Linked DNA regions of Mus musculus: region 1 is linked to region 2. A link is a contact called in ENCODE POLR2A ChIA-PET data. All regions are on one chromosome and are shown on one strand. The core of a region is the stretch at or near the end of the contact, and the rest is flanking DNA. Distances in the headings are between cores, read along the strand shown.

What was found. ChIA-PET counts read pairs that join two places held with the same protein, here RNA polymerase II (POLR2A).
Region 1: POLR2A ChIA-PET joins it to region 2 with 19 read pairs in Patski. The contact joins the promoter of Loxl1 here to the enhancer-like site in region 2. POLR2A ChIA-PET finds 5 or more read pairs at or near these places in 3 of 5 experiments (Patski and embryonic stem cell).

What each region holds. Positions count from the first base shown.
Region 1 is chr9:58,309,939-58,316,490 of GRCm38, reverse strand. Loxl1 (lysyl oxidase-like 1) reads left to right here and starts at 3,279. Exons shown (of 7, transcript NM_010729.3): 1 at 3,279-4,805. The coding sequence starts at 3,605.
Region 2 is chr9:58,271,215-58,277,529 of GRCm38, reverse strand. No RefSeq gene overlaps it. Among named protein-coding and RNA genes, the nearest start is that of Stoml1, 21 kb to the right of the region's middle. Within about 2 kb of position 1,914, at least 1 of the 3 ENCODE cell types and tissues checked has a DNase peak (open chromatin) inside an H3K27ac peak, as active enhancers do.

The DNA.
Region 1 (6,552 bases), core at 2,030-4,529, 38 kb before region 2:
GTGCTTATACATGTGTGCAAGTATTCAATGATCACACATGTTGTCCACTGTTTTTTTTTTCTTTTTAGGGACAGGGTCTCTTCCTAGCCTGGAACTTACCAGTTAGGCTAGGAAGCCCCAGGGACCCGCTCATCCCCTCCTCCCTATCACTAGGACTACAAGCAAGCACTGTCATGCCCAACTCTTTTCACACGGGTTCTGGGGGCTGATCTCGAGTCTTCACGATTACAAAGCACCTCATGATCACACCACCGAACCATCTCCTCAGCCCCAAGTCCTGGAGTTCCGTCTCAGAGTCACAGGGTAATGGTATTCCATGGGAGCATGGGCATGTAGCTGAGCACACAGAAGACAAACCTCTTTTAGCCTTCCATCAGTCCTCCTTGGGTCCCTTGAGACTAGTTCCTAGTGCCAGGAACTGGCAGTATGCCTCAGTCACTCAGTCACATGCCTATGTCTTAAAATCATGCATGGGAACTGCAGTAGGGTCTGGCCTGTCCAAGAAGCTGACTCCATACTTAAGAAGGCCCTGTCTCAGACAAGACTGACAGGCCCAAGTCCTCACCTGACCTGTGCCCTGCACCCTACCTGCCTGGGTCTCCTTCAGATCCCCATGCTGTAGGTTTCAACCTAGGAATGCTGAGACACTGGTGGCTTCTGAGGCGAGGTCCTTCCCTTGCATGTGGAGAAGTAGGAAACTGGCCCCCTGGACTCTGGGAAGGACAAGAAAGAGAGAGGATGGGACCTGCCCTGCCCAAAATAAAATGAGTGGATCCCCAAGGCTCCATGGTTAGCCAGCTTAGCCTAACTGACATGTGCCATGCCAGGGAGAGACTCTGTCCTTAAGAAAGATGGACAGTAACCTTCCCTGAGCAAGGAAAGATGAGGACAGATTAAAAACAAGAAAGGGACAGAGACAATGGGGTGCGGGCTACCCTCCAGAGATGAACCCCCCCTTCTCCCACGACGCAAAAGGAAGAAAACAATGGCCATATGTCTGGCGCTGCTGTGCTAGATAGTTTTCATAATCCCTCACTTCTTCCACTCACTGCCACAAGAAAGGTTTTATCTGCCCCCCTTCCCCAGGTCAGAGGCAAAAACCTCAAGGTTACAAGAGAGCTCACAGCCTCTAACAGTGGCCAGTTAGGCCAAGCCCCTGGCTCAAGTCATCCAGGGGACCCCAGCCGTGCTGTCTGGCAGGCCCCTGGTCCTGGCCCAAGGAGTCTGTGTAGAGGCCCAAGCTCTGTTCAGAGCAGTTTATTCAAACACAGTCTAACAGGAAACTTGGCTCTTCTGACTCACTCTGATTCGACCTTATTAAGAAAAAAGAAAAAAGAAGCAGGGCCAACTCCAGCTAGGGTTTCATGCCAAGTGCTGGCTCCCAGCAGAGCGCTGAAAACCATGGCCTGTGCCCTGATCTCCCCACCCCAAGACCCTGAGGCAGCAGTGGTGCTTGATCCCTGTCCCCCTACCCCATCCTGCCAGCCAGAGGGGCTCCTGTTAACCCCCTTCCCACCTCAAACCCATCCCATATCCTCCCTCAATTCTTCCTTCCTTCCCCTCCAAGCCCAAGGTACCCTAAGGCCTGTTTCCACTTCTCCTCTGCTGCCCATCTGGCTAGCTGGAAAGACCTACGGGACCCCAGGGATTCTAAGCAGCTGAGGCCAACACTGGGGGGGGGGGGGAGCAGGAGGGAGGGAAGGCTTAACCCTCCAGGTCCCAGGCTTCAATTGAACCAAGACTTGCTAGTCTTCAGCCTAATCAGTCACTATTGTAGGAATCCAGACATTACACTGGATCTACGATATCACGGGCAAGAGTGCTATTGCAAGCCCCCAATTTTCTGGCTAGATTAAGATATCTAGTGTCAGCCAGGTGTGGTGGCGCATGCCTTTAATCCTAGCACTTGGGAGGCAGAGGCAGGTGGATTTCTGAGTTCAAGGCCAGCCTGGTCTACAAAGTGAGTTCCAGGACAGCCAGGGCTACAGAGAAACCCTGTCTCGGGGGGGGGGGGGGGGAAGATATCCAGTGTCCCAAGACACATATGTGAAGTATCAGTCCTGAAACCCACAGTTTGGTGGGTTGATAGATGCTTCCTGGTAAGGATGGAGGGCAGAGGGGTCCTGGTTCCCAAAGAGCATCATTCTGGCTGTTTCCTCCTTAAACGGGGCCCAGGAGTTTACAAAACAGAGTCATCCAGCATTGAGGACAGATCCTTCCTGTCTTGTTTATAAGTCTCAGGGGGTAATCTTTGCCCTCCAGCTCCCAAGGCCAAACAGAAGACAGCCTAGGGGAAGCCTGGAGAACAGCATTTAGAGGGTAACCTCTTAGGTACCAAGTAAAAGTTAAAATTTACCTTTCTTCTTAGCCCTGACATCCCCGGAGGGAACAGAGAATCGGCCAGAACAGATGGAGTTCTGTGGAATAATCCCCCAGTGATCAATGTGTCCACTAACTCAGAGTTGGGAAGGAGCATGCGATTCCCAGGCCACGGCTCTCCCAAGGCCTCCCTCTCTCTGCTTTATGTTAAAGGTTCCCCTTGCCTCACAATGGCATATCTCATATCCAAGGCTGCCACCGGCTGGGTTCTTCTTATTCATGTTTAGACTCCGATTATTTCTGGCTATCAACTCAGGAAGCACAGGGCAGAAGCCACTGGAGGGGGTGGGGGGTACGTGATGTCAGCATCTGCCCTGAGCTCCCAAGTCCCCTTCAGCAGAGAGACATACCTATCCTAGTTCCCAAGCCTGTAGACTGAGACCTGGTAGAAGAGCTGAAGGTTCAGTGTCTTTGTACTCAGGACCAAACGCCCAATGTCTTCAGGATGCAGAATTACAGGGTGGCCCCAGCCAGAGGTGGGCATCTCCCCAGGGAGTCTCACCAACCAGGATGTCTCTTAGCACTAGCTTTGGAGAAGGGAGAAGGCACCCCAAGAACCCTAGGAAGAGGTGAAGTCAACGAAGAAAGTGGAATTAAAAAAAAAAAAAACCTGTGTCCAGGACTGAGTGGAACCAGCAGGGTAGTGCCCACATCTTAATCCTGCTATGTTTGCCAGAAACCCCACTTACCAGGCCTGAGTCCCCAGGGGCCCCCTCCTCCGCCCTACCTCATTCCCTTCCTCCCAGGCAGGTCTGTGGCTTGGCTGGAAGCTACAGGACTAAGGGAGCACTGATCTGTGGGACAGGCCACATAGCTAAAACCCGGCGGGCCGTAGGGCCCCGCGGAGGAGGCCCCAGCAGGCGGACCAGGTTTCTGAAACCTCCAGACACTTTCAGCCTGTTGCTTATTCATTCAGAGTGGGAAAGCGCCAGCCTAGCGAGCAGCCAGCCAGTGTGGGGCTGGCCATGTAAGGGCCCCAGGAGGTCCTGCCCGTCCCGTGCCCTACGGAAAGCCTCGTGCAGCCCTGGGCACCGCCCCTGCCCTGCCCTGACCCCTTGGCCTCGAAATGCTGTCATCGGAGGAGCCGTCCCGCTCGGGACAAGGCCAGGATGGACAAAGCTAGAGCTTGGGCAGGCGAAGAGCCATCCTGTCCTCGAGGCCGTGGGAAGAGAAGCACGCACCGAGGCCCACTCTCTGCCCACCCGGCCTCTGCAGAAGGGCCACTATGGCTCTGGCCGGAGCCGGCAGCCAGCTGAGGACCCTGGTGTGGAGTGCCTGCCTGTGCGTCCTGGTGCACGGGCAGCAAGCGCAGCCAGGACAGGGCTCGGACCCAGGACGCTGGCGGCAGCTGATCCAGTGGGAGAACAACGGGCAGGTGTACAGCTTGCTCAACTCGGGCTCTGAGTACGTGCCCGCGGGGCCCCAACGAGGGGAGACTAGCTCCAGGGTTCTACTGGCAGGCGCGCCCCAAACGTCGCAGCGGCGCAGTCAGGGGGGACCCCGGCGTCGGCAGGCGCCGTCCCTGCCCCTGCCCGGACGCGTGGGTTCGGACACTGTGCGCGGCCAAACGCGGCACCCGTTCGGCTTCGGCCAGGTGCCCGACAACTGGAGAGAGGTGGCCGTCGGGGACAGTACCGGCATGGCTCGGGCCCGCACCTCCGTCTCCCAGCAACGGCACGGGGGCTCCGCCTCCTCCTCGGTTTCGGCCTCGGCCTTCGCCACCACCTATCGCCAGCCATCCTCCTACCCGCAGCAGTTCCCCTATCCGCAGGCGCCCTTCGTAAACCAGTATGAGAACTACGATCCCGCGTCACGGACCTACGAACAGGGCTACGTGTACTACCGTGGTGCGGGCGGCGGCATGGGCGCGGGGGCAGCGGCTGTAGCCTCGGCTGGGGTCATCTATCCCTTCCAGCCCCGGGCGCGTTACGAGGACTACGGAGGTGGAGGAGGCGAGGAGCAGCCCGAGTACCCGGCCCAGGGCTTTTACCCAGCCCCAGAGAGGCCCTATGTGCCCCAGCCCCAACCCCAGCCCCAGCCCCAGCCGCAGCCTCAGCCCCAACCTTCCGACGGCCTTGACCGTCGTTACTCGCACAGCCTGTACAATGAAGGCACCCCGGGATTCGAGCAGGCCTACCCTGATCCCAGCACCGACGTGTCGCAGGCCCCCGCGGGGGCCGGTGGCACCTACGGTGGCGCTGGCGATCCTCGCCTCGGCTGGTACCCGCCCTATGCAGCCAATGTGCCACCGGAGGCCTACGTCCCTCCGCGTGCGGTGGAGCCACAGCCCCCATTCCGCGTGCTGGAGCCACCTTACTTGCCCGTGCGAAGCTCTGATGCGCCCTCCCAGGGTGGGGAGCGGAACGGCGCCCAGCAGGGCCGTCTCAGCGTGGGTAGTGTGTACCGACCCAACCAGAATGGTCGCGGTGAGTACAATCCACGAGCGCCTTGGCTCGACATTTTGGCCACTGGTGAATTGCTGGTGCGGACCCTGTTTGTTTCTTATCAAAGGCCTTCCAGTGGTGGCTTAACAAGGACCATGCAGCCCCTGCGTGCCTCTCCTCCTGAATCCAACTATTATCCATCTGGGTCAAAGGCCTATCTGGTAGGCCTGTGTTTTGACTCTGGCTTGGGGAGAATAGTGGAAGGACTAGCCAAGTTTTAAGTACTTTGCAGATCTAGCTGGGGTCATCTAGGGACGAGTGGGGAAAGTCTTGCTCCCTTGCTTCTCCCTCTCCCAGGGAATCTCTTAACACTTTTAGAAATTTCCCCTATGCCTGTGCACAAAGTGAGGCAAAGGATCATGGGAGTCTTGGACCTTCAGGGTCAAGAGGCCTTAAGAATGCTTCTAGAGCCGGGCGTGGTGGCGCACGCCTTTAATCCCAGCACTCGGGAGGCAGAGGCAGGTGGATTTCTGAGTTCGAGGCCAGCCTGATCTACAAACTGAGTTCCAGGACAGCCAGGGCTATACAGAGAAACCCTGTCTCGAAAAACCAAAAAAAAAAAAAAAATGCTTCTAGAGATGCTGCAGTGTCCTTGTGCCCTTAGTGAGGTGAGTAAACAGCCAAAGAGCTGCACTAGAACAGACAAAATTTTCAGACCCCTGAGGTGATCCCAACACGGCTGGGGATGCCAGAGCCCACTGGCCAGGGCATAAAATTCAACTGAGCACTAAAGAAACCACAGTAATGAAGATTAGTACTATTTCAGTGCATTAAAAAAAATCTCTTATGAACAAATATGTCCAAATTTTAAACAGACTCAATAATGTTTCCATAACCTGGGGCAAACTGAAAAATCAATAATGGGTCCTTTTTTTATTTGAAATGGGATATTTGTTCATTGCAGATTTTTTGTATTGATTTTGTTTTTAAACACATCACATTAAATATTACTTCTCTAGGGCACCGTACTTCATGATGTTCTGTAAAACATAACCCAGGCTCGTGCTCCACGACCTCACTCTCGTCTTGGCTCTGAGGGAGAGTCCCAGGAAATGTCTGAAGACAGGCCACCCTCTGGCTCTCCCCAGGGATGAAGATATGACCTATCCTTGGGAAGGCCATGTCATCTGCACACAAGGGTCAGGGTGGAGTAGTCTTCCTCTGCCAGATGGGCAGCTTCCACATGTGCTGTTACTGTGACAGGGGCCAACTGTTGCGTCTGGCCAGTGCTGGATGGCCATCAGCCCGTCCGCAGCTGTCCTAGAATCCCCTTGCTGATGCTCTCCATACAGGGCTGCCTGTATGTCAAGCTTTCCACCGAGTTCTCAATGCACACGCAGTGCACCCTGGGGCAGCGCCCTGTCTGCAATTGCCTTCTCCATACCAGGGTTGCTATACCAGGGCTGTCGGGTGAAAAGGAGCCTTTGGGACTCAAGGGTGTTGGAGCTCAGCCCAGCCTTGGCTCCTCAGTCTCTGTCAGCACTGAATAACGATTTCTCCCGCCAAGATGGCCTGATTGAAGGGCTGCTGTTTGGGGGACCCTGAAGCTGAAGACCAGGGGAAGGAGAGCCTGAAGGGAAGGAGAGCGATCACTGTGTCCCGGTCATTGCACAGGCTTGAGTCGAACTCTGCATCCCACTTTGAAAACCATAGGAGCTGGGGGTGAATCATAAAATGGGTTGGGGTGGGGGGGCTTCTATGAGACAATGCCAAACACCTCCACCGAGCT
Region 2 (6,315 bases), core at 665-3,164:
TCATTATAGATGGTTGCTGGGATTTTGTTGTTGTTGTTTTTGTTTTTTTTGTTGTTGTTGTTGGTGGTGGTGGTGGTGGTGGTTGGTTAAAGGCGTGCGCCACCATGCCAGACAGGTTGCTGAGATTTTTGAACTCAGGACCTCCAGAAGAGCAGTCAGTGCTCTTAACCACTGAGCCATCTTTCCAGCCCCTGACTATAATTCTTAAAGAGCAATGGTTTTAATTTTAGTGAGAAGCATTGTATCAGATTATTTTTTTCTGCTATATACTGTGGGATTTTGTTTTTGTGTTGTCCTATCAAAGAAATACTTATTTAAACAAAATCACAGATATTTCCTTTTCTTTATATATTTAAGTGTATGGATTTCTTGCCTGAATGTAATGTCTATGCACTGTGTGTGTGCAGTGCCAGAGAAGGCTGGAAGAGGGTATCAGATTCTCTAGAACTATAATCAAAGATGGTTGGGAGCTGCCATGTGGATGCTGAGAACCACACCAAGGTCATCTCTCCAGCATCCCATGTTCTCTATTTTGAAAATATTTTTCTTAAACATGGCTTTAAATTGTGCTCTGCACATTTTGACAAATTGTATTATTATTCTCACTTAATTAAAATATTTCTAATATTCTCTCCTAATTTCTTCTTAGAACCATAAGTTATTTTAGAGGCCTGTTGTTTGATTTCCAAATCCTTGGGAGCTTCCCAGATATTTTTCTGTGACTGATTTATAGCTTAGTTATCATGATAGAATATATTTCAAATGATTCCAATTATTTTTAATTCACCAAGGTTTGATTTATGGCTCAGAATGTGGTCTGAGTGAAGACTACAATTCACTTGGAAAGAATGTGGGTTTTGCTGTTGTTGGGTGGAAAGTCTCACGGATAAATTATCATCAGATTAAATTGGTTAGTGCTCTTCAAGTTACCCAATGACCCATAACCACTCCAATTTTGCGCACTTGCTTTTTACTGTGCGGAGAGGGGACTCTCCCTTCTGTCTCTCAGCTCCATGGTTTTAACTGTCTGTTTCCTGAGACACTGTTCTCCCGTGCACATACCTTGGGAACTGTTGTCTCCTTTGACGAGCTCACCCCTTGAACTTCTGCCCTCCAGGTCACTCCAAAGTCTACTTCTCACTGCCTTTGGACTGCTTTCCCTTTGGCTCTTGTTTATATAACTTTAGCTTTCTTTCTTCTTTTTGTTTTGTTTTGTTTTTGTTTTTGTTTTTTTGAGACAGGGTTTCTCTGTATAGTCCTGGCTGTCCTGGAATTCACTTTGTAGACCAGGCTGGCCTCGAACTCAGAAATCCGCCTGCCTCTGCCTCCCGAGTGCTGGGATTAAAGGCGTGTGCCACCACACCCGGCAACTTTATCTTTCAAAACAACCCAAACTGACTTCAAACTTCCAACCCTTCTGCCCCAAGTCTGAGGTTAATTTGTGCCACATTCTCCTCTTGCTCTCCCACTAGTGGTAAGTGTGGTTACAGTTACTCACTTGTGCAAGCCTTGTAGAAGCTGGGTGTGGATGTGGGTCACTGTGTTTGGAGCCAGTAGGGTGCTTCTGGGTGCTGCTGGCTTCTTCCGGCCCAGCTTCCTAAGAGCCTATGTTTTTGGTCTTAGAAGGTGGGATTCCCAACAGTGTTTCTGTGCCTGAGACAGAGTTCCTGTCTCACCTACAGGGCAAAGGTGTCAAAATTTTCTTCTTTGCCTGGAGAGCAGAGTCTTGGTTCCTGCCTCGTCTGCAGCAGCCCTGGGGCCAGGTAACACACAGTTTTGGCAGCTATTCTAGGGAACCAGTGTGCTTCCGATGCACAAGCAGGCAGGAGCTGCAGGGTATGTGTGCTCCTGCCAAGTGGTGCTCCCTGTCTCCCAGCCTTTCTCCTGCATAGCCAGGAAGGGCACAGTCTTGCTTCACCCCCACATTTTCTGCCCAGGAGAACAGCTGGTCTTGTCTTTCTCAGGAAGAGCTTGCCACTGGAATTCCGTTTCTAACTTGCCTCTGACCTCAACTCTGACCGCTTTAGTAAATCCTGCCTCTTCCTGCTACAAAGTAACCTTCCTGTTACGATGTAACTGACAGCTCTCCTGTGGCTCTCAACAGACTCAGAATGACTTTTCACATATGCAAATAATCAAAGGGTTTTCCACCCACACGCATGTCCTCTGCCTGACTCCTGATACCCTCTGAGGCAATGTCCCTAGCTAACAGTGTCTTGAGGATTTTTTTCACTTCTCAGCAGCTTGAGTCACACTTGCTTCCTCTGGAGTGGCTGGCTGCCACCACCCCCCCCATCCCCCCATGCACTGCACTGTTCCAGTGCGTGACAGTCCTTAGTCACGCCCCCTCTCCTCTTTCTAGTCATACTTCCATTTGACTCAAGTTTCAAAACAACCGGTTCTTTTTAAAACTAAAAACGGATTTACCAGAAGGCCCAGCAGTTCCAGTGTCTCACATTTATCCCAGAGAAAATGACATTTATTTCCCCAGTAGGACCTGGACACAATGTTCACAGCAGCTTTATTTGTAATAGCCCCCAATAAATAAAATACTTGGATATTTTCCCAAATGTAAGTAGGTAAGCACACTGGTTCGTTCACATCCAAGACTGCTTGCTACTCAACAATGAAGAATGAACTCAGCTTTGGTGGGTGGGCCTCCTGAGAAAATGCTGAGTGAAATTGTATCAAAGAACACTATGGACAGGAATCTATTTATATACCAGTGGGGTGAAAGAACTGATTCACTGACGAGGGTGAGTTGTTCTCAGGGACTAGGAGTAGGAGAGAGACTGTGGTCACCTTAAAGGGGCAGCCTGAGGGAGCTGTGAAGGTGTCTTTGCAGCTCCGGGCTAGGCATTAGAAATGACTGCACAGGCCAAATGAACACTCTCACTTCCAACAAGCGATCTTCTGATTCTTGGACAGCTCACCCTGAAGCTCAGTTCCATTCTAATGATAACTACCTGGAGAAGGCTTTCAGCTTCAAGGCCTTTTGTTTTGTTTTTGTTTTTTGAGACAAGATTTCTCTGTGTAGCCCTGGCTGTCCGGGAACTCCCTCTGTAGACCAGGCTGGCCTCGAACTCAGAAATCACCTGTCTCTGCCTCCCAAGTGCTGGGATTAAAGGCGTGCGCCACCACCACCCGGCTCAGCTTCAAGGTCTTAAGGGCTTGGCCCCACCAACCAGGGTCAAATATCAGTTCCGGCATTTCTCCTTAACCTAAGACAATCCGGCTTCTCAGACTTGATGATTTGCTAGTTCACAGAAAACAAAACATGTTCTTTACAGCTTACTGGTTTGTGTAAAAGATGTGACTTTGAACAGCCAAATGGGAGGCACACACAGAGGGAGGGCTTCCTTGCCTCCTCCCTCAATTGTCCTGGGGGTTTGTTTCTATGGCTGTGATAATCATCTTGACCAAAAGCAGCATGGGAAGGAAAGGGTTTACTCTGCTTACTCTTACACTTCCACATCCACATCACTGTTTGTTACTGAAAAAGGCGAGGGCAGGAACTCTAGCAGCGTAGGAGGCCATGGAGGAGTGCTGCTTAGTGACTTGCTCAGACTCAGAGCATCCACGACCAGCAGCCTAGGGGTGGCCCTGTCCACAATGGGCTGGGCCCTCCCACATCAATCATCAATTAAGAAATGCCCTACAGGCTTGCCTAAAGCCTGATCTTATAGAAGGGATTGCTCACTAAGGTTGTCTCCTCTCAGATGACTCTAGCTTCTATCAAGTTGACATAAAACTAACTAGCACACCTGTTCAAGGCACAACCCCTCCCAACATCACCATGAATCTACTGGCCTGGAAGTTCTCCAGACCTCATTATTTAGAGGTTTTCTTTGTTGGTTTGTTTTTAGAGAGAGAGTTCTATACTGTTTGCATGGCCCCATAAAACATTTGTCACTGGCAAGTGAACTCATCCCTGTCCCTCTCCCTTCCCTAGACGTCACAGGGAAAGTCCTAATTTAAAACACTTCTTCCAAGCCGGGTGTGGTGGCGCACACCTCTAATCCCAGCACTTGGGAGGCAGAGGCAATCGGATTTCTGAGTGAGGCCAGCCTGGTCTACAGAGTGAGGTCCAGGACAGCCAGGCAATACAGAGAAACCCTGTTTTGAAAACAAAACAAAACAAAACAAAAAAAACAAACCCCACTTCTTCCTGGTGAGCATCCTGCTCCTTTAAATAGCCACTTTATTAAGTTAAACTCCAGTGTGAAAAGGGCTTCTTTCTTATAAATAAGCAAAGACACCCCTGGCTTTGAAGAGCTCTGTCCCAGCATCTGGGAACAGAGGCCATATATAGGCAGATGCTTCTTGCCGTACGAAAGGGTTGTGTGTGCAGTCCCAACTGCTGAGCGCTTTCTCCAGCTTCCTGTATCAGCTCTTTGCACAACCTCTCTGAACTGAACTCTACAGCCTTTCCAGCCCGTTCTTAGCCATTCTGAAAACTGCGCATTTGCATACTATTCTGCGAAGCGTTAATGTGTGATCTGAGAGTTAGCATTAGTGATGAAGAGGCTGGGGAGCAGGCTCAGTAGGTAAAGGAGATTGCTGCCAAGAATGAGGATCAGAGTTTGACCCCCGACCCCACATAGTAGGAGAGGACAGACTTCCACAAGTTGTCTTCCAGCCTTTACATGCACAGTGTGGCATATGCACGTGCACACACACGGTGAATAAATAAAGTAAGTAAATGGAATGTCAATAAGTAAGTTTGGAATAAAAGAACTCCTGCTTGCTAGTGGCTGGCTATAAAGGGCAACTGGGACTATTTTGCTAATCATAACCAAAAAAACTGTGTAGCTTGTGAATTAGTTGGTTATCCAATAAGCTCTGACATTGTGGAAAGGCACACATATCTGTTTCTGACATAACATAATCACAACAGGGACATATTTGTCTTTCTCTAGCTTGTCCTAACTTACAGGCAAGGACAGGAGACACCTGTCAGTTACTAACACAGCCCCTGTCACTGGGCTCACTGATGCAACTGTTTTGCTTCCTGGGTGGTTGCTTGGACTCTCAATTTGGCTTCTTAAAATATGGGTGACAGCAAGCTGGCTTCTTGACCATTGACTGTGACAAAGGGAGTGGTTTCCTGGACAAAAGCTCAGGCTGTGGGGCAGAGTTCTACTTTACATATTGGGTTTTGTTTTTGTTTTTTTCAAGACAGGGTTTCTCTGGTAGCCCTGTCTGTCCTGAAACTCACTTTGTAGACCAGGCTGGCCTTGAACTTAGAAATCCGCCTGCCCCTGCCTCCAAAGTGCTGGGATTAAAGGCTTGTGCCACCACTGCCGGCTACATTTTGTTTTTTGTTCTCCCCAGAGCATTTTCAGAACCCCCCCCCAGGAAACACCCTGGGGCCTCCCATGCTCCCCTGACCTTGTCCCATTTCCCCTCCAGCCTCACCTACCACTTTCTGCCTCTTTCCAGTCTAACTCTGCATAGTCCCTGCTGCTCTGAAATGCACCAGGCCCTCTTCCAGGACACACTCAGCCTTTTTTTTTTTTTTTTTTTTTTGGTTTTAATGACAGGGTTTCTCTGTGTAGCCCTGGCTGTCCTGGAACTCACTCTGTAGACCAGGCTGGCCTCGAACGCAGAAATCTGCCTGCCTCTGCCTCCTGAGTGCTGGGATTAAAGGCGTGTGCCACCACGCCCGGCTACGCTCAGCCTTTAATACTATTCATGTCTACTTTTCCCAGCTACAAGGAAACTTCCACAGGATTTACATTTTAGTTGAGTTGGTTCACTGTTTTAACAGTGCCACCTAGAGCACTAAAACTGCCTTACCTAGCAAAAGTCAGTGCCTAGTAAAACATTTCATTTTTTAAAGTATAAACTAATTAAAAATAGTGAGTTTCGCTGGGTGTGGTGACGCAGGCCTTTAATCCCAGCACTTGGGAGGCAGAGGCAGGTGAATTTCTGAGTTCGAGGCCAGCCTGGTCTACAAAGTGACTTCCAGGACAGCCAGGGCTACACAGAGAAACCCTGTCTCGAAAAACCTAAATAAATAAATAAATAATCCCTGTCTTGAAAAAAAAAAACAAACAACCAAAAAAAAAAAACCTGAGTTTCACTATGACACTTTCATATATATAAATAGAGTACTTCAATCACAGTCACCCTCCATTACCCTCTTGTCCTGTTCCCACTTCCTCTAATCTTTCTGGTTTTCAGAACTAACACTCCTTTCACTTTCGTGTGTGTGTGTGTGTGTGTGTGTGTGTGTGTGTGTGTGTGTGCATGTGTGTGTGAGAGTATGTGTGTGAACAAACAGAGAATAAGGTTAGGTTACCTCAGAGTTAT